Linked DNA regions of Homo sapiens: region 2 is linked to region 1. A link is a loop called in an ENCODE intact Hi-C map of the cell type or tissue named here. Cell type or tissue: CD14-positive monocyte. All regions are shown on one strand. Each heading gives the region's core, and the rest is flanking DNA. Links, peaks and the distances in the headings are about the cores only.

Region 1 (11,188 bases), core at 1,955-9,954:
CACAGCCTGGTGAGAAATGCTCCACGTGAAGCCACATGACCTTTTCTCAGGCTGGAAAATGAGTTGGCGAGAAGCGTACCTCTCCAGAGACGTGCACGTTTCTCTTCCCTGGGGGCTGCTGTTTCAGAAATTGCCTGTGGTGTTACTGCTTTGTTGACGATTAAAGCACAGGCTCTGCTGAATTGCAGGGACTGTTAGTGGCTGCAGGCACCTGCTGGAGGATTGTGGGTGATAATGAGGTGTGCGGCTCCTCACTCTGGCTGGAGAGGCTGCTCGGGGAAGAGGGTCTGAGCGTTCTGCCTGGAGTCCCGGCTCCCTGGCCTGCTGAGCGAGGAATGGGGTGGACCTTCCAGTTGAGAGTGAAATCCATCTTGGAGTATTACTTCCTACTTCGATAATAATGGTCCGTGGCCGGGAAGACTGGGTCCCTCAGACCCCATCCTGCTCCCAGAGTGGGAAGGGGGCTGAGGGCACAGTGAGGCATCTTGCCTGTGGGCTCAGGGTGCTGGCCAAGACTTGCCACAGAGAAAGAAAGGGAGAAAGGGAAATTCCGAGTTTTCCGTGGGATGGCAGTTCTCTCTCTCTTTTTCATGTGATTGACGGGAGGCTCCAGAGGGAGGTTGGGAAAAGGCACCCCACACTGGGGGATGAGAATCTAGGAAAGAGCAGCAGCTGAGAAAGGACAGCAAAGGGCTGGGAGAGGCCACAGAGACCACGTCAGCCCCTGTCCTGGGGCCCAGCTGCACTCAGGCCACATCCCCCAGGGCCACCTCAGGCAGCGGTGGCCTCCTTCCCCTCCCGCCCGCTCACCTTCAGAGGGGGACATGGATGGAGGCCTCTTCCTCCCTGGGCCTCCCACTGCTCATCCAGGGCACCCCACTTTGCTGCTGGAGCACAGGGACCTGGGATCTGGGCTGGGTCCATGTGGCCTGCAGCTTCCAAGCCTTTCTCTGAACCTCACACTGGACTTCAAAGATGCATGTGGATTTTGTATTCGCCATAATCTACTTGTTTTATATAAAACTTACATTTTTCAGATTTCAGTTCTTAGGCTACCAGGCTGTAGGTGTCCCAGCCCCACGCAGCTCTGGAGCGCTGGGCAAGGCTTGGCACAGGGAAGCCTCTCTGCCCTACCAGCCTCAGTTTCCTCACCTGCAGAGCCCTCCCACCCTCTCAAGCTCCCGCCAGCACAGCTGCAAACTGTGTGGCTCACAGGCCCCAGTGCCCCAGAGTCTGCAAAGCCCTGCATGAATCCAGTCTCCACCAGGTGAGTGGGGGCACTGTCGGGGCTCAGAGGTCCTTGATCTCGGCTTCTGGCTGGTTCCCTGGACCTGAGCCTTTCAAGGCCAGGCTGCCTGTCCCCACCTGCTCTGCCTAGACTCCCCCGGGTCACCTCATTGTTCCCCAAACAAGAAAGTCCCACTGCAGGGCAGGCCTCTCCCCTGCAGGTGCCCTTTTGTGAGGCAAAGGACCAGCTCCTGCCTGCTTCCCCACCCCGGCCTCTGTCCTTTGTCAGTTTGGATTTTCACAGCGTCTGACTTGCTGCGCGCCCTTCAGGGAGCCCTGCTAGGAGGACTGGGTCCTTTGACTGTTTGGATCTCCTGACCTGAGCCTGTTTCCTCCACAATAGGAAACCACCGTGGGGAACCGCAGCAACAAAGCCTTTTGTGGGTCCAGTTATCCCGTCAGGAGCAGACAGGGGTGCTGCCGGGAGACTTCGGCCCCGTGGCTGCTTTGGCTCCTCTGGTACCAAGCTTAGAAGTAGCTCGGTGGCTCTCTGATCTGCAACATCGCAGACACTGAGATAGTTGAGACGCTTCTTGGAGGATGCTGCCCAGAGGTTAGCTTCTACCCACACACTGGGGTTTCTCCAGTTGTCCACTAAATCTTTAAAACCAGCTGCAGCCAGCCAGCCACCCTCAGATGGCTGGTCCCAGGACGCCCAGGACTCCAGACCCTTCCCATTTACCCTCTGGCCTTCCTGGCCTCCTCCCGGCTCCCTGTTCCTCTGGTCCCTCCTGGGCCCCCTGGCTCTCCCTGGGGTCTTTGAACTTGGGGGAGGGACACTGGATGTCCTAAAGCCATGACACATGATGACGCTGTGTCTCAGGGTCTTTGGGGGCAGAGACTAGAGCTCAGGACAAGCTTCGTCACACAGGTCCCCTCCTTCCCTGGCCCTGTCAGTGTCTCTGAATCCCAAGCACCGCGACTCTTCCGAGTTGCTTCCTGAGAGGCCGTGTGCTGTTCTGCCATTGGCTTTCAGTTGTCAGTCATCTTTCAGCTGATGTTATAAAGGTGTTCACACCCTTGAACAGGAGCCTTTTGTGGTGTGTGGCTGGGGAGGGTGTGGTCCCTCAATGAGGCGTTTTGCATAACGGAGCTTCCTTAGACAACTCCACAGCAGAGCTGGTTCCCAGACTCAGCCCTTCCTCACTGCTCCTTCATTCTGAGGTGTTCAGGCAACACCCGCCGTGTCCCAGCCCTACCCAGGCCCCGGCATGCAGCAGCAAACCACCCACAAAATCACATTCCAGTCTGCGTGGAAGCGACGCTGGGCAGTAAGCAAAGAGCAGAGAGGCCCAGTGCAGGCTGCAGAGCATCCCGAAGGAAAGGGCAGCAGCCTGTGTTCCAGCACCCTCCCTGGGACGAGGCCTTCCTGTTAGACGCAGCGGTGAGGGGCTCCCTCAGCCTGTGGTCCAGCACCCTCCCTGGGACAAGGTCTTCCTGTTAGACACAGTGGCGAGGGGCTCCCTCAGCCTGTGGTCCAGCACCCTCCCTGGGACGAGGCCTTCCTGTTAGATGCAGCAGTGAGGGGCTCCCTCAGCCTCTGTTCCAGCACCCTCCCTGGGACAAGGTCTTCCTGTTAGATGCAGCAGTGAGGGGCTCCCTCCAGAGGGGACCTGTGAGCCCAGAGCAGAATGAAGCCGCAGCGTGAGCCCACGGAGGCCTGGGGGCAGGGGCAGAGGCCCCGTGGCAGGCGCATGCTTGGCTGTGGAGTCTGAGGACAGGCGTTGTGGCTGCCGAGGAGGGAAAGTAGGGAGGAGTCAGGGCCACACTGCAGGGCCTGGGAGATCTGAGAGGCGGCTGGGGATGGTATTCCAAGCAAGAAGGCGACAGCCACCGAGGGCTCTGAGTGGAGCATGGCTTGACCCGACCCATACCCCACGAGAGCTTTACGGCCACCATTCGGGGAATGGGCGGCTCCAGCCACCAGCACAGGGGCCTTTCCCCGGAGCTCCCACACCTCACCGTGCACCTGGGGCAGGGAGCCTGCTTTCATAACATACAGTCAATCACTAGAGAAATCAAATAAAAAAGCAGATCAGCCCCAATTGTTTTTATTATTAGATTCGACAGGTATAAAACCACATCTTCATGAATATTAAACCAAGACAATACAGAGAAAAAGAAATAAATTATGTTGTTTCTATAATAAATTATTGAAAGTGTGCAGGTCTGTGATAAATATAGAGTCACTCTTGTCACTCTCTGTCACTGAACAGGAAGTTAAAAGCGAATTCAGCATTTCTCCTTGTTAAAAGGTGTGGCCAGCAGCCTCTGAGATCGTGTAAGGGTCCCCACCTCCTGGCATTCACGTTCTTGGGCAATCCCTCTCTCCAAGTGTTGCCTGGACTACTTGCTTGTAAGGACTAGAATATGACAAATGCGATGGAATGCCACTTCTGTAACTAGGTTATGGGAGGATTCTGGCTCTGGTCTTGCTGCTACCTCTGATGGGAACCATCTACCATGCTGTGAGCTGCCCTCCGGACAGGCCCATGTGGCAAAGATCTGAGTGAAGCCTCCAGCTGTGGAGTCCATCCTCAGGCTCCACAGCCAAGCATGTGCCTGCCACGGGGCCTTTGCACCTGCCCCACAGGCCTCCATGCGCTCACTCTGCTGCTTCATTCTGCTCTAGGCTCCAGGTCGCCTCTGGAAGGAGCCCCTCACTGCTGCCTTCTAACCAGAAGACACTGTTCCAGGGAGGGGTCCTCAGAGCACAGACCACTTCCCTCTCCTTCAGGACATTCTGCAGCCTGGGGGAAGCCCAGGGAGAAACCGGGGTCCTTGGTCCAACAGCCCAAGGAACTGAATCCTCTGACCACCACATGAGTGAGCTTGGAGCAGCTCCTCCTTCACTTGAGCCTTCAGATGAGACACAACCATGGCCAGCGCTTGCCTGTAGCCTTGGGAGAGGCCCCAAACTTAGCTGCATCCAGATTCCTGACCTGGGAAACTGCACAAGAAGAAATGTTTGTTGTTTTAAGCTACTAATTTCTGGGGGGTAATTTGTTACACAGCCACAGATAACTAATACAAACATCTATGAACAAACCTATGTATGCCAACATTAATGGCTTTGAATACAGCAAATGAGCTCAGGTTTTAAGAATTGTATATTTACTTAGTCTATGCTGGTGATGATATACTGCTCATAGGGAATGATGTATATTAAACTGTTTAAGTGTCTTGTTTTAATAACATAAACAGAAATGAGCCTCAAAAATGCATGTTGATGGAAATAACAGAAGAGATTTTAAAGCACTTTCAGCATATATGGAATATTCATCTTAAACTTTTATCCAAAATAAAGAAAATAATGTATTTTCAAAATCCATACTGAATCCTTCATCATTAGCTAGTTTCACAATTTATTCTGTAGATTTTTAGTTACATTTGAAACATCTTTCCATGAAGGAAATGGACTCTGGGTCCATGAATTTCTTATGCATCGACCTCTTCTGGTAGAAAGCAAAATTCAGAAAGTTCTATCAAACTTCTCAGTCATTGGATGATAACTTTTTTTCGTGGATGTGAAATATCATGATCACGTCGTACTTCATTGACGGTTGTTGTTAAGTAGTAGAAATTATGTCACAATAATTGAAGAAACTTTATTCTTCCAAGCTTTTAACTTTTGCATTTGCCTTCAACTCTTAGTTGCCAAATGTGTTGTATTTCTTCTTTGCTGGAAAAAATATTTAAAATCCCAAAGGTGTCATACAAATAAGCAAGTTTGGCTGTACAAATATTTAAATCATTGGCACTTAATTGGTTTCTTATCTTTCAGAAGTATTAAGAGATCAATCTATATGTCAGACAATCTAGACAAAGATCTTCTCATTACCATTGCACTTCAGCTTGTAATAACAGTTGTTCTTAATCAACCTTCTATCGTTACAAAGAGATAAAGTTCAACATTAACACACAGCCTTAAAATAATACATATTGTAATATAAGTATACCATGCCCAACTACTGCAAAACACATAATTTTTACTTTGCTCCTAAGCATAATCTAGTTCAGTGGGGTTTTTTTTTTTTTCCTAAAGCAAGACTTTCTTGATGAAGGAAGCAGTGTGCTGATTTAGATCCCAGCGTTAGCTCCTTAAATTAAGCTCCTACTCCAAGCCATATTTGTTGACAATTCAATCCTTCATAGTTTTATACAGTTTAAAGCTAGTTGTATTTGTTGGCAATGAAGCTGAAAAAAATTTCTTCCTTCATATCAAGTTCAAATCACATACAGGCTCAAAGAATTGCCATGCTAGCAATATTTGTGTTATCGTCGAATTTTAATGAGAAATATTTTGCTAGCTTTACTTGCTCTGTGGATTGGTCTTCTATACCACCAGCCAGTTCATGCATATATTGATCTTTGGCATCGTTGGGAAGTGGTACTTGAGCCGCCTTCCTTGTCATGGATTCTGTCCACGTTTTCCTGAAAACATCTCTGATGCCATCTTTCCTTAGTGCGTCGGTGATTTTATTTGGTTTTCGCGACTCAAAATGCTGCTTTGTAAGAAACTCAGAAAGCACTAAGGTCTATGTGTAAAATATTGAACATCTCTCAGCTTCTTATTCTTTCAAAGAACACGCTTTGTTTTTGCATTTTTCCATGCTTTGTATATAACCACCACTTAAGCTTTGATAGTTTCACTGGTTCTTTAGCTACTCCTACATTTCCACAAATAACAGAACGTGGTTTTAGCACTTCCCCGTCAATGATGGCTGCAACACTGAGCTCAATGCATGAAGGATCATAGCTCTGAGCAACCTGCCCCACTCGTGGCTTTCTTCTTTTGGCATCACTTTCATCACTGACATTTGGTTGGCCATTTCCGCTGCATTTCAAAAAGGAGTCTCCTTCCTTGACAAATGTCCAGTGAAACTGATTGCACAATCACGTAGTAGAGCTAAAAATAATGATACAAATTTTACTTCCCTAATTTAGCTAAGAATGTTAAAGTACACATTTAAAAAATAGTCTTAATTAAGACTTAAAACAATTATAAAAGCAACAAATGGTAACAATAAATACATATTTGCATTTTTTCAGATATTTACATATTTCTTAGGTACAGTTGACAAACTAACCTGAAGATATCACACATCCTTGAATAGACATTTCTCCAAAGAAGATACACAAATGGTCAATCAGCACATGAAAAGATGCGCAACGTCATTAATCATCAGAGAAATGTAAATCCAACATGCGGTGAGATACCACCTCATACCCATTAGGTCGGCTACTATCAAAAACCAGAAAGTAACCAGTGTTGGTGAGGATGTGGAGAAACTGGAACCCTTGGACAGTGAGAGTGGGAATGTAAAATGGTGCAGCTGCTGCGGACACCAATATGACAGGTCCTCAAGAAATCAAAAATAGAATTATCATGTGATCCAGAAAATTCACTTCTAGGTATATACACCAAAGAATTAAAAGCAGGAACTCGAAGAAATATGTGTACACCCATGTTCCTAGCAACATTATTTACAAGACTTAAAAAACAGAAGCAACCCATGTTCATCAACCCATGAATGGATACAAAAAAATGGGGTATTTACACACTAGGGAATATTATTCAGCCATAAACAGGAAGAACCTTGAGGACATCACGCTAAGTGAAATAAGCCAGAGGCAGAAAGACAAATACTGTATGATTCCACTGACATGAGGTACTTAGAGTAGTTAAATTCACAGAGACCGAAAGGAGAATGGTAGCTACCAGGGACTGGGGGGAGGGGAATGCAGAGTTAGCGTTTAATGGAATCAGAGGTGTAGTTTTGCAAGATTAGAAGTTCTGGAGATGGATGGCAGTGATGATTGCACAACAATTTCAATGTACTTAGTGAAACTGAACTGTGCACTTAAATTAGTTAAGATAGTACATTTTATGTTGTGTATTTTACAATAAAAACATTTTTTAAAAAGTCACATGTTGTAACGTGGTCATACTTCATGTGACAATGGCAAGCCTCCTGCGTGTGCCAGTCCACGGGCACTGTTGGGTGAGGGTCCTCTGAGCCTGGACTTGCATGCAACACAGGGACCACAGTGCTGTGCATTTCTGGGGCTTCCTCTCACTTTGTGTGCTTTTCTCATCCTTAGGACACACCTTGCAAGTCCTTGGTCTTGGGGTGTGGTTGGATGGCATTGAGGTTCCTGTGAGGGTCACACTCATCATGTCCATTTGAGTCCTCCAAAGAGCAGATACCAAGAAAAGAAGCAAAAGATGGACTGAGGGCCATACCTGTGAAGGACGAGCGAGGGGACTGGAGGCAGCATTGCAGCAACTGTGACAACAAGGGCAGCTGCTCAGGTGCAGAGGGACAAAAGGAGAGAGCCCCAGAGTGGGACTGGGGCCCAGGACGAGAGGCACGGGGCAGCGAGGGGTAGGCAGCTGAGTGCAAATGTGTGGTCAGGACATGGACATGAGGGCTGAGCCACGAGATGGGCCTTGGGGAGGAAGGACAGAGAGACAGAGGAGTGAGGACAGGGAGAAGGTTGCTGGTTCTCAGCCTGCTGGCTGCAGAGAGGCCTGGACGGGCCCGTCAGACCACCGTGTCGGGTGAGCTGGCTCAGGAGGAGGGTGAGGAAACTGCAGGGCTGGAGATTAATCAAGGAGGCTGTGGCTGTCCGTCAGAACAGCTTCTAGGGTCACGCTGCGGTGATCAACCCTGCGTCGGAGGAGCCTAGGAGGTCGAAGGAGAGACGTCCGACAGAGGCCGAGGCTGGCGTGAGGGAGTGCTGGTGTGCGTTCAAGTCTGCGCGTGTGTCCCTGCGTCCCTTCCTCCTCCCTCTCTCTGTCTCTCCTCCCTCCTCCCTCCCTTCCTTCCCCCCCTTTACACTCCCTTTCTCCATTCTTCCTCTGGTCTCTTCTCTTTCTTTCTCTTCCTTCCTCCCAGCCCCATGCTTTCTTTCCCCAACTTCAGCAGAGGGAGTTTTTCACATGATTGCTCCTGGCAATGAGCGACTATCTGTAACTATTCAGCTACTAAATAAAAACAACACAAGCTAATCTGTAAAGATTAACACCGGAGGGTAACAGGGAAAGCGTGGTTATTGATGAAAAAAACGTTTTTTTCAAGAAGTCACTTCCCTAATCTCTTCAAAGCTGACCTTAGAATTCTGATCAGTAAGATTTACACTTCCCATTTATTTTGAACACAATAAAATACATGCTACATAAACTGCCAGGCATTTGAGTATTTATTTCCTTATTAATATTTAATAAAAAATTTAAAACTGTTGAGAGGTGTAGACATGCCGATGCTGTCTTTGAGAGCGCTGAGAAATCAGGGAAGAAGTGTTAATTATACATGAGGGGAGATGCTAAATTGACAATGAAACTACGATGAAGCTTCACTGCCCTGAAGACAAAAATCAATGAGATAGAAAAGAACACTTGGACACAGAAAAGCTATAAAGGTCCCCAGGACCAGACCAGGCGGGGCTTCGGCTGCAGAGCCCACCAGCCACATGCGAGCTGGGGGAGCAGGGCCGGGAACCCACACAAGTGAAACAGTGTCGCGCCCGGTCACTGCCTGAGGGGCCCTCTCCACGGAGAAGGACGCACGCAGCGCCACGTGCGGCAGACAATGAGTCTGCTGGCCACGGTGCCCTGAGTGGGTGCCCCCCATCCTGTCTGGGTATTGTCAGGGCTGCTGCCACACGTGCTTTCTGCCACCTAAAGCCGGTCACTACCATTTTATTATTAGATTGGGGCAAAAGTAATGGTAGATTTTGCTGTTGAACATAATGGCAAAAATCACACTTACTTTTGCACCAACCTAGTCATGACTTTTGGGGCATTGCTGAGTCAGAAACTCTGGGTTGGTTGGTGATGATCACGGCCATTGTCCAGGGCTTATGGTGATCATGAGTCAAATGGGGGAGTGAGTGAGAGGAACAGGACATTGATCTCTGAGACAGCCTGGTTCCCCAGGGCAGGGCCCGTCTGTGCCGCCCCGGCCCCAGCCTTGTTCTCGGTGTCTAATGCATGCCAGCGTGAAGTGGGAGTCTCGCCAGAAGGCTGAGGGACAGGTGGATGAGGGACAGTCTGATCACTGTGAGCCAGGCGTGGGAAAAGCGAGGCTGGGAGAGGAATAGCTGACGCAGGCCCCAGGCAGTCACGGCACTCAGCTTCCTGGTGGCCTGGAGCTGTGGGGGCTGATCTGCATTGAGAACAATGGCAGCCTTCACAGGAACCATCCACCTCCCCTCTTCTTAGGCAGGAGGTCCCCAAGCTCCACTGGCACCTGAATCCAGATGATGATATCCTGATGCCAGGTGATGATATCTTCCTGCGGTCGTCCTGAGGGAGCCACATACAGGTGCAGGGCTGGGCAGGAGCACGACCCGGGAGGAGACTTTCCCTGGCAGAGAGGCGGGCCTGAGATTTCTTCTGATCAGTGATATCCAGTCCTCTGGCCGGCAGGCAGTGTGCCCTCTCTGCTTGGCATTTACCGCGGCCTCGCCTGCTGTCTTCTGTGCGTGCCGCGTCTTCTCACCCCATTCACACCTAGAACCACGGTGCAGCGGATGTGGACAAGCAGCTGGCAGACGGAGCTGTTGCCATCAATTCTCTTCTCTGTAATAACTGCTCGGCATGGTTCCTAGACACCACGCAAATCAATGGAACCTGGATTGAGATTTCTAATGAATAATGTAAGGGTTTAATAAATTTCCAGAGTGCAAACTGGGCTGGCACTAGTGGGTCTGATTGATTTCTCCTTGAGATGCATGTCTGCACCCAGCTTCCTCTGTGCTCCGCGAGGCGCGAGGGATTGGGGGCCATCAGGGGCAGAGGTGCAGGCTCCGCTGGGACTTTGAAGCTGGGGCAAGGAGTAGGGCTCACAGTGTGCGAGGTGTCGGTCGTGCTCAGGGCCCAGATGGCCAGAGCCTGGCACCCTAAAAAACCCAGCTAGAGAAAGGACGTTCTGAATAGGTTCCCCCATAGATAAAGGGGTAGGGGGATGTCACAGGAGCCCTTGAAGGGACTGGGCTTCTCCATGGGGAAAGAGAAGACCAGCGAGAGGAGGGTGAACTTTCTCCCTTCCATTTCATCGAGGCCTCCTGACAACCCGGCAAGGTTGGATTTTGGTCCTGTTTCACAGATAAGCCCCAAGCTTTAGAGACTTTAAATAACGGTGTCAAGGTGGAATAATGAGACTGTGAGCCGGGGTCCATCGGCCCTGAAGCCTCAGTTCCTTGCTCAGCACAGCCCCCAGAGAAGAATGACCTTGATGTGGAGGTGATGGGTGGACATGGCAGGAGACTGTCACTGACCAGGCTGCAGGTGTGGATGCAGGGAGGCAGGGAGGAGGGGCCGCTTAGGAGGGATGGGTGCTTCTGGGCAGGTGTGAGCAGGTAGGGTGGGCCCTTGCTAGTGATGTGCCAAGGAAGCTGGATTCTTTTGGATGTCAGCTGCAGTCTTGGAACTCTTGGACCCTGAGGGACTTCTGGCACTGAGACCCTCAGGCTCTGAGAAGGATTGCTGTTTCCTTGGTGAGCAGCTCCCACTCACCTGTTAGCAGGAGCAGTGCATCCCCACAAGGGCTCGTACAGTCACATTGAGGCGGGGTGTGCCTCCTTGGCCCCGACAGCCCCAGCTGCTGTGCCCGGCACCCCAGCTGCAACCATGATCACACAACCCAGGGCTGCTTCCAGCTCTTGACTGGCTGGATATGGAGGGAGATGAGGCAGGCCTAACCCCAGGATCACCCACATGGCAAATCCCATCTGACAGCTGCTTCTCAGAGGACACAAACTGACACTAGTGGCACCAAGAAGACAGGTATTGACATGAAGACCTGGGACCATCTCACTCCAGCCAGCAGGCGCTGAGGTGTCAAATGTTTCATGGATAGGTCCCCGCACAGAGTAATACCTCAGAGCCACAGAG
Region 2 (11,188 bases), core at 1,685-9,684, 54 kb after region 1:
CAGTATTTTTTTTAGGTGAGAAGAAACATCAGAAACAGTTGGAAAGGACCGGGAGGTGGATCCTCTAGGGATGTGGAGGGTTTCTGCTGGATGGCTTTCTTAAATGTTTCCTCTAGAGTCATCTGTGTCAGTAACGTTTGTGTGTGTGTCTTAGAAGTCTCTCTAGGATTTTATAAACTGCCATGATTTCTTGCTCTGTTATGAATTCATGTTGCTCTAGTCGTTCAAAAAGCCCAACACACACTCTCGCCATGGCACCTGTAGGCACCCTTTCTGCAGTGTTAACAACGTCATCCTCAGCATCACTATTATCATCATCACCTTGACTCAGAACTTTTGTCTGTTTCATCGTTGGTCGATGAATGCACAACTGAAGCCTCATTATGAATGTTAAAGACTTATTGGAATCCACTTCTTCTCGCTTGCCGATGGACTGTGTAGGTATATTTCTTGCATCTGTAAGAAGGTCAGACATCATCTTTTTCTCACTTGACATATGGAATCCTTCAAAGTCACCACCTTGTTCATCATCATCACTGAACGTAGTTACACACCAGAGGCTGTGCCAGGCATGCATGACTGTGTCTTTGGTCACTGTGTTCCAGGTTGGCAACAGCATATAACAACAGCCTTCATGCTAAATTCCTTTCGAAAACCTTCCCCACACACACATCTGTTTACTGCTGCTAGCATGCTCCTTAAGAAAGTGATTTTCTATTTATTCTTCATTAATCTAAGGATACCTTGGTCATGTGGCTGAATTAGTGAAGTCATGCTTGTGGGAAAGTACTTGGCATAAACATTATTTTTTATGAGAATTTCAGCTGAAGGATGAGCAAAACAATTGTTAAGGAATAACAAAATCTTGCAATTATCCAGTCCAGCTTCCCTGCAGTGAGCATGAGCCACTGGTACAAAATGTTTATGAAACCAATCAGAAAAGATGTTCCTGGTGATCCATGCATTTCTGTTAGCAAAATATGAACTGGTAAGAAATTCACTCCTTAAAAATAATAAGGATGCAGGCTCTTGCCTATCACAGCAAGCTTACACGTACACATGGCTGCTGCATTTGCAAATCCCAGCAAAGTCTTTCTGTCCCTCCTGTAGGAGCTGTGTCATCAGCGGTAGTCCGTGTATTTCTCTGGAAATAACACCAGAACAGTAATGTTTTATCAACATTATAGACTTTTTCTGAGCATCAGATTTTCACTAGTGATGGCCTTGGCAAATTCATCAGGTCATCAGTGAATTTTTTTTTTTTTTTGCTTCATGACCAGCAGATGATTTATCACCATAAACCTTTAAAAATTTAGCACTGTGGCCGGACGTGGTGGTTCACACCTGTAATCCCAGCACTTTGGGAGGCCGAGGCAGGTGGATCACAAGGTCAGGAGTTCCAGACCAGACTGGCCAACATGGTGAAACCCCGTCTCTACTAAAAATACAAAAATTAGCCAGGCATGGTGGCAGGTGCCTGTAATCCCAGCTACTTGGGAGGCTGAGGCAGAAGAATTGCTTGAACCCAGGAGGCAAAGGTTGCAGTGAGCCGAGATCACGCCACTGCACTCCAGCCTGGCAAGAGTGAGACCCTGCCTCAAAAAATAAAAATGAAAATAAAATAGCGCTGTGTCTTTTCTTAAATTTCTGCAATGTAACTGTTGGACAGTTCCCTTTAATTTCAGTTCATTGTGACAGGTCTCTGCTTGTTTCATAATCAGCATGGCATTAAGTGGCATGTGTGTTCATTGTGATGTTGACAGATCCTCTCTTTCAATACACAAACCCGATCTTTATTTTTAGCTTTACGTAGTGTTTTCCCATTTGTCACTAGCTTTTGCTCATCACTTTTGTCATAAAACTTCAACAGTCTGTCCTTCTGTTTCTTCAGGTCACGTATGGTGGTCATTCCAACACCACGCTCTTTTCTAAGACATTTCACACTTAAGCTGTGGTCCTATTTCCCCAACAGCTGGACTTTCTGTGCCATAAATCAATGCTTTGTCTTTTTCTTATTACGTTTGCCCAAAGGGGTATCTGTAGCCCTTTTTAATATTTCCAGCAATATCTTTACACCACAGAGCAGAGAATAAGAAAAAACAAAACAAAACAGTGAGTCATGCAGGTAGGTTTTGGCTTACGTGGGACATTTGGGAACCCGCTGTTGGCATGTCCAGCCTGCACACATGCCATTTTCTTACCCTTTGAGGACGTGCTTGTGTGGGGTAATCTGGGTGTGTGCAGAGAAGATATATCACCACTGAAAGTGGATGGAGGGTCTTTTTCCCCTGGGGAATGCTGAATAAACGGTTGTGCACCTGTGTTTTGACTGTGACCCATCACATGAAGTCAGGTGTGAAATTTTACACTTGTGGCCTCATGTCAGTGCTCAGAAAGTTTCAGATTTTGAAGCGTCTCGGATTCTAGGTTTTCAAATTAAAGATGCTCAAACTATACTTGATATATCAGTTTAAGTATCTAGGAGATAGTTTTAAGTATCTGTTTCCCACCTTACCTCCTTTTTTTTTTTTTTTGGTTGTTGTTGTTATATCATTATTTCTTCATTGAGAAATTTATAAAATTAATTTTACTCTGTAAATAATATTTATGTAGAAGTTTAGCCATAGTTCTGGATTTAAATTTAGTGTATCATCATTACTTAATGTCTTTTTTGTCTCTTGCTTGTCTGGAGTTTGTCAGGTTGTTTTCTCAAATTGAGCTCACAGGTGCCATTCCTGAAGTCTTTGGATGTTAGAGAATGTCTGTCTGTTTTCTCTACATTTGAGCAACACTTTGGGGAGATGCTCTGTAGACATGAAGAAAATACAAATTTAGGCTTCTCCATCCTCTGGTGCCAACTGAATCTTCACTTTTTTTCTTTCCTGGAGTTCATAGAATAATTTATTCTTGAAACCCTGTGATTTTACAAAAATGTGTTTATTCTGTAAAATTTTTTCTTGAGATATAGTGTTCCCCTTCACCACGCGGATTCAAGCCTTCTTTTATTCTAGTTTTCTTCTATTCTATCTTTGCATTTTTAATTTTTTTTTTTTGTTCTCTTTGTTTTGTTCTCTGCTTTGGGAATATCATGTATGAACATGTTATGTCCTTTTTTTGCCTGTCTTCCAGATCTATTGTTTTCTTTCTCATCATTTTAACGTTTTTCCTTGTGTTTTGCTCTATCTTTGCCTATTTCTGGTTTTAGCAGCATCTGTTCTTTGTTTTCTCTACTGAAGCTTTTATTTCTGCATATTCTTAACTTTCTCTTCCATTTCTTTGTCTGGGCTCCAGAACTTTTTTTTTTTTTTGTCTCTTGAAGATGAATTTTTTTTTTTGCATCTCTTCTTGCAGTATTTGTTTCAAAGGGGTTTTTAATTTCCTGTGGCATCAGGGAGAAGTTTTTGTTGGAGAGGTTTTCACTGTCCTGGCACAGTTCTGTGGAAGTGTGTTTTTCATTGCCTTCCTGGATGGTCACATTCAATGTCAGATCAAGGCAGGTGCATGGGGGCCCTGACATTTGGAGGAATGCAGTGCAACTCTGACGGGCCCTGCCAGCCCCACAGTGCCCTCTCCCTTAGGCCAACAGACCTGCCTGGCACCCTGCCCGCAAGGGTCTCAGAGGTGCTCTCGTTTCTGCCTTTGCCCCCCGACCCCCGCCCCGTCCCCTCTTGTGTCTGCCCCACTCTCATGGCCTTGACTTCACCATCTCCTTCTCTTTTGAACCTTTTGTATCTGGCTTCTTCTTTTCATTAAAAAATATTTTTACAGAAACTACTCTCTTTGAGCCAACCAATGACTTTCTGTCATCATTTCTGGCTATTTCTTCCAACTCTCGTGGCCTTCTCTATGTCCCCAGCCAGCCACTGTTAGGACTGTGGGCTTCCTTAAGCTCTTTCCTTAGGCCCTACTGGTGCAGTCCTGAACCTCCACTAAAGACCGCTGGCCATTCCCCCGGACTTCTGCCAAAGGCCGTTCTTCCCTCTAGCTTGGATGCTGTTACTGCCCAGGGTTAGTATTGGCTCTCTCTGCTCCCCTTCCCTCCCCTCCCTCCTCTCCTCCTCTCCTCTGCTCCCCTTCCCTCCCCTCCCTCCTCTCCTCTGCTCCCCTTCCGTCCCCTCCCTCCTCTCCTCTGCTCCCCTTCCGTCCCTTCCCTCCTCTCCTCTGCTCCATTCCCACCCCTCCCTCCACTCCTAGGCTCCCATGCCTTCCCTCCCTCCTCTCCTCTGCTCCCCTTCCCTCCCCTCCCTCCTCTCCTCTGCTCCCCTTCCGTCCCCTCCCTCCTCTCCTCTGCTCCCCTTCCCTCCCTTCCCTCCTCTCCTCTGCTCCATTCCCACCCCTCCCTCCACTCCTAGGCTCCCATGCCTTCCCTCCCTCCTCTCCTCTGCTCCCCTTCCCTCCCCTCCCTCCTCTCCTCTGCTCCCCTTCCGTCCCCTCCCTCCTCTCCTCTGCTCCCCTTCCGTCCCTTCCCTCCTCTCCTCTGCTCCATTCCCACCCCTCCCTCCACTCCTAGGCTCCCATGCCTTCCCTCCCTCCTCTCCTCTGCTCCCCTTCCCTCCCCTCCCTCCTCTCCTCTGCTCCCCTTCCCTCCCCTCCCTCCTCTCCTCTGCTCCCCTTCCGTCCCCTCCCTCCTCTCCTCTGCTCCCCTTCCCTCCCTTCCCTCCTCTCCTCTGCTCCATTCCCACCCCTCCCTCCACTCCTAGGCTCCCATGCCTTCCCTCCCTCCTCTCCTCTGCTCTCCTTCCTACCCTCCCTCCTCTCCGCCGCTCCCGTCTCTCCCCTCCCTGCTCTCCGCTGCTCCCATCCCTCCCCTCCCTCCTGTCTTCTGTGTCCCTCACACCTTCCCCTTCCTCTGCTCTCCTCTGTGCCCCTGGGAGCCCACATGTTCACTTGCCTGCACCTCAGGCCTGGACTCTGGTGAGCCACACCACTTGTCCCTCGTCCCTTCTTTCTAAACCAGAACTTCTTGTCATCCAGCCAGACTGTGACCCTATCTGGCCTCACCCTCCCTCCCTCCCTCCTTCCTTCCTTCCTTTTTTTTTTTTTTTTTTTTTTTTTGAGTTGCACTCTCGTCTCCCAGGCTGGAGTGCAGTGGCGCAATCTCGGCTCACTGCAACCTCTGCCTCCCAGGTTCAAGCTATTCTCCTGCCTCAGCCTCCTGAGTAGCTGGGATTACAGGCACCTGCCACCACGCCCAGCTAATTTTTGTATTTTTAGTAGAGACAGGGTTTCGCCATGTTGGTCAGGCTGGTCTGGAACTCCTGACATCAGATGATCAGCCCGCCTCGGCCTCCCATAGTGCTGGGATTACAGGTGTGAGCCACCGCGCCTGGCCTGGCCTCACGTTTTCTGTTTGATTTCTCTCAATAGAATCCTTGTGTGGGGCCTCGAAGCTGACTGACCACACCCCTGCCTCCGCCCTAAACTTGCGTCTGGGTCAATTGGTAGTGGGGCAGTTGTGTGGAGGGTTTTGTCACTGTATCTATTCCACCACGCCCTGCCTTTCCCTTCACACAGCCCCCACTCTGGTCCAGGCCCGGCTGGCGCGGTGACTCCTCCCCCACTGCCTGGTCCTCCCCCGCCCCTCCCACGCAGGCTCCAACACCGTCGGGGTAGGTTCTTTCTCCTAAAACATTGCTGAGCCCCACATCGTGTTAGGTTCTTTCTCATAAAACATTGCTGAGCTCCATCTCAGTAAATGTCCAGCAACCCCCCGCCCGCCCCCCAGACTAGGTGGAGCCACACTAGGCCACTTCTGTGACTCTGGGGTTGGCCCCAGCTGTTCCTCACTCAGTTCCCCACTCTGCTCCCCACTGCGGGGCTCACTGCCCCTCCTCCTGCTGTCCTGAATCCATGCTGAGCTCCAGCCCTCCCCACCTGAGACACCTCCCTCTGCCTCCCTCATCAGAGGCGGGCACCAGTCCAGAGCCGGCTTCGCCACCCAGCCTTGAGTCACCTCTCCACCTGGCCACCTACGGAGAAGCTCCTAGGTGATTCATTTGTCAAGTACCGACGAGACACCCTCTGGTGTGAGGCGGCATTGTTAGTAACCTTGTTATGATCTAAATATTCGCAGGTTTGGATCTCATCGCTACCATAGACTGTTGGAGTTTCAAGGGTGGAGATCCGCCATTGCTTTTTCCATATCCGCAGAAATTCCTTTCACATGAAATGTGAGTCTGTTGGGTTCCCCCCCGAGACCAGCGGTGGAAGAAGAAGCTGGAGGTGGCTGATGAGACACTTCATGCTGGACCAAGAAACGGGGACTCGGGGTTGAGTCCACATGTGCCATTTGTGGGGACGCCGTGCATTCCCCAGTTTGCCGCTCTCTGTTTCAAATTCTTTCACTCGATGCTGTTGTGGGCATGAAGTCAAAGCAGGCATGTGTGAGACAGTGCTTTGTAAAACATAAGGCACGGAACAAGTTTAGAACAGGAAGAGTTGAAGCTGGATTGACGCAATTACCAAAAATAAAATTAGCTGAGGGTGTCAGCGATGAGCCATGGAACTTTTAATAATCATCACATTTTAGGTCGGTGCCTTTATGCTTTGAATTCAAATGGCATCAATTTAGGAATAAAGAAGTCAACAGTTTTAATGGCCCAATATGGATGCAAGGGTCACTGATTACTTTAGGGTCCTTATGTTGCAAGGAGTCTAGGAAAAACTTCAATTTTTTTTTTTTACAGCAACGTGATTCTCTTTGTGGTGTCTACTAAAATAAGAAAGTTACAGTGAGATTTCTTCAGTGTTCTGATGGCTTTCTGCCTCTCCTCTGACCAGCGTGAGCCACTCCTTCATCTCTGCCTCTCACTTTCTGCTTGACAGTCAAGGCTCGCCTTGAACCTCCCTCTTCAGAAAGCCTTTCTGACCTGCCTCCTCAGGAGTGTTTGTTTGTGGTATTTGACCACAATCTGCACTATACTAATTAGCTATGATTTTTATGGGGCTGGAGGAACTTCTAAGGCAGCAGCCGCGTCGGGTTCTTCTGTCTCCTTCCCAGGGCTTCCTCAGGGCTTAGTACAGGGCATGTGCTAAGCATTCCCTAGCCCCTTCCTTTGCCCTTGTTTGTTCTTTCTAATCAGATTCTGTGGGGAAGTTCATTGTCACAATGTCCAATGTTTAGCATTCAAAGGCTGCATGAGGTAGATCAGGTAAACATACCTCTCTGGCTGTACCAAAATGGGGGGTTTGGCATATCCGCCACCTGAAAGCAGCTGGACCCTGCGTGGATCTGGGTTTGTATGCTGTGAGTAATGCTGTCTGCATCTTCGAATCTTTCACTGTAAGAAACAAAAGTCTGACAGCCTCTGAATCCCGCCCTCCTTCCTGATACACTGTGACAATGTGTTTATAGTACCCTGTTGATGCTGACCAGATGCTTGAAGAGGACAGGGTCAGATGCTTTGTTTGCCGAAGAAACCAGGTAGATACCCACACTGTGGCCCCAGGAGCTGGCAGCATCCTGGCAGCACCCTCGCAGCACCGCAGAGCCCCCACCTGCCTGCCCGTCACCGATGTCCTTTCTCTTCTTGAGTTAAGCCTTTCACTTACTGTCAGCTGGAGGATGCATGCCACAGCTAAATCCCTGGCTAAAAGGTACTAACTCCCAGATGCTCCAACCCCCACTGTGGGACTCACCGTGAAAATGTCCAGTTTCTTTATTATCAAAGAAAAATAATAGTCAGTGAAACCCAAACAAATCTTAGCGCTCCATGTGGCACAGTCTCTGCCTATTGGGACAAACTTGTGATCTGTTTCATACACCTTAAGATACAATGTATCTTTCGGGAGTATTTTTAAAGGGGCAGGGAGGCGGTGGGTGTGGTGCTTCCTGCAGAAAGACTCCTGAAAGGCGTCTTGACTTGTTTTTCTCGCTCCCCAAAGCCCATCCTCTTGTGCCAGCTCACTCCCTCTCCACTCTGCTCCTCCATTTCCTGTGCCTTTCCTGAGGGACTCAGCTTACACCCAACACACGCCAAGGGACTTTCATTGCTGCAGCATCTAGGACGTGTCATCTCATTGTCATCACTCAACACTTTTCTTATCAGCCTCAGGCTGTTACTTGGTCTCTGCAGATACAGCAGAACTTGAGAGAGAACCAAAAAACAAAATCCTTCCTTGGTCCTGGGTTATTCGCTGGTGGAGTCTGTGTCTCTGCTAAGATGACTTTGTCAAACACCTGCTATGTGCCAGAGCGTGGGCCCTGTGTCCAGCACACTTGCATGCCCTTTTGAGACTGACAGGCATCATTATCTTTTCTACAAAAAAGAAAGACGAGGCACTGGGTGCATAATTAACCTGCCCCAGACACGCAGCCAGTTAGTGGTGAAGCTGGAGCCCCCCCCGGAGCCTTCACATCACTGCCCTGCTCTCCAGCCAACCGTGGAACGAAACAAGAAGGCAGACAACGTCCACGGACGGCTCGCCCTGTGTTTATTATAGTGTTTGCAAATCTGAATAACTGAGCACATTCCTGACAACCCTGACTACTGAAATGAAGGCAAAGAGATGGGATGAAAAATGGGTACTTTGGATCAAAACAACCCCCGATTTATGTAAATGTAACTCTAACTTTTGGACAGGTGGCAGGTTTGAGACTGGGAAGCTGGATTCCCTCTGGACTGGGGGTGCCTCTGGCGACAACACTCCTGAGGAAGGCTCAAGCAGAGGAATTTTTTAAAATGAATGAATAAATGAGCTCTTCTCATAGGTTCTCATGAAAGGAGGGTCCCCAAAGAAGGGGAAGGGCTGAAGGGTTGGGTGATCTACACATCAGCAGCAGCAGTGTGTGGTTTCACCTGACAGACTGCTTGTTTGGGAGGGTGGAGGGGCTCTCCCAGGGGATCCCGAGGTTGCCCCTGAGTGAGCGAGGTCAGGACAATCTCTCCTCTCCTTCCTGGGTCTCAGGGAGCTTCCATGAACAGAGCTGGGGTCTGAGGCTGGCTCTTGGTTTGCAGCTGGGCTTGGCTGACACAGCCAGCCTGGCTCTGCTTGGGGTAGCAGGATACAGGAATTTAAGGCCAGCGTCTACTCCTGGGCGGGGGCAGGTCATCCCCCTGCCAGCCCATCTTTCCAATGTGACTAAGGGAGGTGCAGTGGGATGTGCAGGAAACGAGGATCCCTTCAGCCTCACAGTCCCCGGGACAGGGGCCTTGCATTTGTGTCTACTGGGCCGGTCTCACCCCAACATCCTAATGTCACCAACGTTGAACTTGTCTATTGTCTCAGTTTGGGTTTTCCTGAAAGTAGGTCCTGAGACAGGACTTGCGTACAGGCAGTTTATTTAGGGGACTGAGACAGGGAGAAAAGAAAAGACACAATGTGTGAATGAATAAGACGGACTCTCCTGAGGACAAGTGTTACTCAGCCCCACCAACCCCTTCTGAGGACTGTGTAGGACCCACCTGGAATTCATCTCCCCAAAGTATTAGGAGTCTGGGACACTTACTTTTCTGGGCCAGAAAAAGCCCCAGGCAGAGGTCCATGAAGGACTGATGTGGACAGATGCTCTCCAGTGACCTCCTGCACCGATGGTGTCTGCCACCCTGTCTTTGCCACCAGACTCTGAGTTCTGAGTCAATTTCGTCCACGGGACCCAGCTGTGGGCTTGGCCCATTTTTTTTTTTTTTTTAATGAATGAATGAATAAGCTCTTCTCATAGCTTTTCATGTAAGGAGGGTCCCAAAGAAGGATGAGCCAGGAGGCCCAGATAGGGGATCCCCTTTAGTTCCAGGTAGAGGGACACCCCAGGGTTGAGAGGGAACAGAGCAGCCTGAGGATGGCAAGGGAAGCGAGGGGTGGGGGTCTGGGGGCCTGGGGGCCTGAGCCCGCTTTGGCAAAGGCCAGGACAAAGTGGCCTTCTTGAGTGGTAGGGAACAGCAGGGTGTGACCTTCTTCCAGCCCAGGCTGGAGACCCCTCTGCCACCTCCTGGTGAGTGTGATGGGGGGAGGTGGCCTCTGTGATGAAAGTAGGAATGGCCAGGGCTGAAGCATCATGATGGAACTGTCCCCTGTGCCCCGGTTATGTGTGTCACTGCTGTGCCATGCCTGGGTGTGTGGGAGGACTGGAGGACACTGGCTGGGCCTGTATCAGGGCCACAGGAGCCCACTGGATGTTTGTGACTACACATCAAGTATGGAGGTAAGTGTCTTACGTGTTTGGGAAATGGTAATGGTGGGGAGGCCGGTGCAGGAGAATATGTGGGCCATGCCTCCTTCTGCTCCCTACTGTGTAACCTGAGGCAAGTGAACTTACTTCTTTGTGCTTTATGTCTCCCATCTGTAAAATGAAGACAATCACCATCCCCCCTCTTAGGATTACCACGAGAATGGAATGAGTTAACACACGGAAAACATTCAGACAGGGGCCTGAACTTCGGGAGTGCTCAATAATAGCTGTTTTTATTGTTGTGATTGACAGAGAACCTCTAGAAATAATTTCATTTCTACCTCCCGGTGGTCATGCAGGCAGCCATTATTTTGGTCTGTGATGAGCAGTCAGGGTTCAGGCAGGAAGACAGAAACATTCTAGGCATTTGCAACGGAGGGATTTAATATAGGGTATTTGTTACACTGGAGACAGAGTCCTGGGAAGCTGAGCAGGAAGTGGCAAAGCAGGTCAAGTCCCCCGAGAAGTGGCCATCAAGGCTTCAGTCGACCTGCCTGGGATCTACTGGGGAGAGGCCTTCGAGGACAGGAGTGGGTGGGCAGGGTCTCGGAGACCCCACAGGGTGGCCCCTGTGAAGGGGCGGGGTGAGGAGGAGGATGGAAGGAGGAGTGGGTGGGCAGGGTCTCGGAGACCCCACAGGGTGGCCCCTGTGAAGGGGCGGGGTGAGGAGGAGGATGGAAGGAGGAGTGGGTGGGCAGGGTCTCGGAGACCCCACAGGGTGGCCCCTGTGAAGGGGCGGGGTGAGGAGGAGGATGGAAGGAGGAGTGGGTGGGCAGGGTCTCGGAGACCCCACAGGGTGGCCCCTGTGAAGGGGCGGGGTGAGGAGGAGGATGGAAGGAGGAGTGGGTGGGCAGGGTCTCGGAGACCCCACAGGGTGGCCCCTGTGAAGGGGCGGGGTGAGGAGGAGGATGGAAGGAGGAGTGGGTGGCTGCAGCACAGCCCTAAGAAAGCTTGTCTTGGGGGCTGGGCGCGGTGGCTCACGCCTATAATCCCAGCACTTTGAGGGGCTGAGGTGGGTGG

The links. Hi-C counts contacts between places; a loop is a spot of excess contacts. Peaks named below come from ENCODE experiments on the same cell type or tissue, not always from the same donor. Only the 100,000 strongest peaks of a DNase experiment are listed, where the experiment ranks them.
Region 2: a loop joins it to region 1, with 2.7 times the contacts of the local background. A loop is called at or near these places in 3 of 110 quality-filtered maps.

Annotation. Positions count from the first base shown.
Region 1 is chr2:239,600,063-239,611,250 of GRCh38, forward strand. No RefSeq gene overlaps it. Among named protein-coding and RNA genes, the nearest start is that of LINC02991, 27 kb to the left of the region's middle. In CD14-positive monocyte, for the core only: no CTCF peak of the experiment used is centred there; DNase peaks (open chromatin) are centred at 6,119, 6,479 and 6,889; H3K4me3 peaks cover 3,411 bases; H3K27ac peaks cover 5,557 bases.
Region 2 is chr2:239,654,615-239,665,802 of GRCh38, forward strand. It overlaps LOC105373966 (a long non-coding RNA gene), which reads left to right and starts at 1,794. Exons shown (of 3, transcript XR_924055.3): 1 at 1,794-2,125; 2 at 3,857-4,008; 3 at 6,074-7,791. RefSeq lists an enhancer at 5,871-6,370. In CD14-positive monocyte, for the core only: no CTCF peak of the experiment used is centred there; DNase peaks (open chromatin) are centred at 1,737 and 4,977; H3K4me3 peaks cover 1,865 bases; H3K27ac peaks cover 2,214 bases; H3K27me3 peaks cover 333 bases.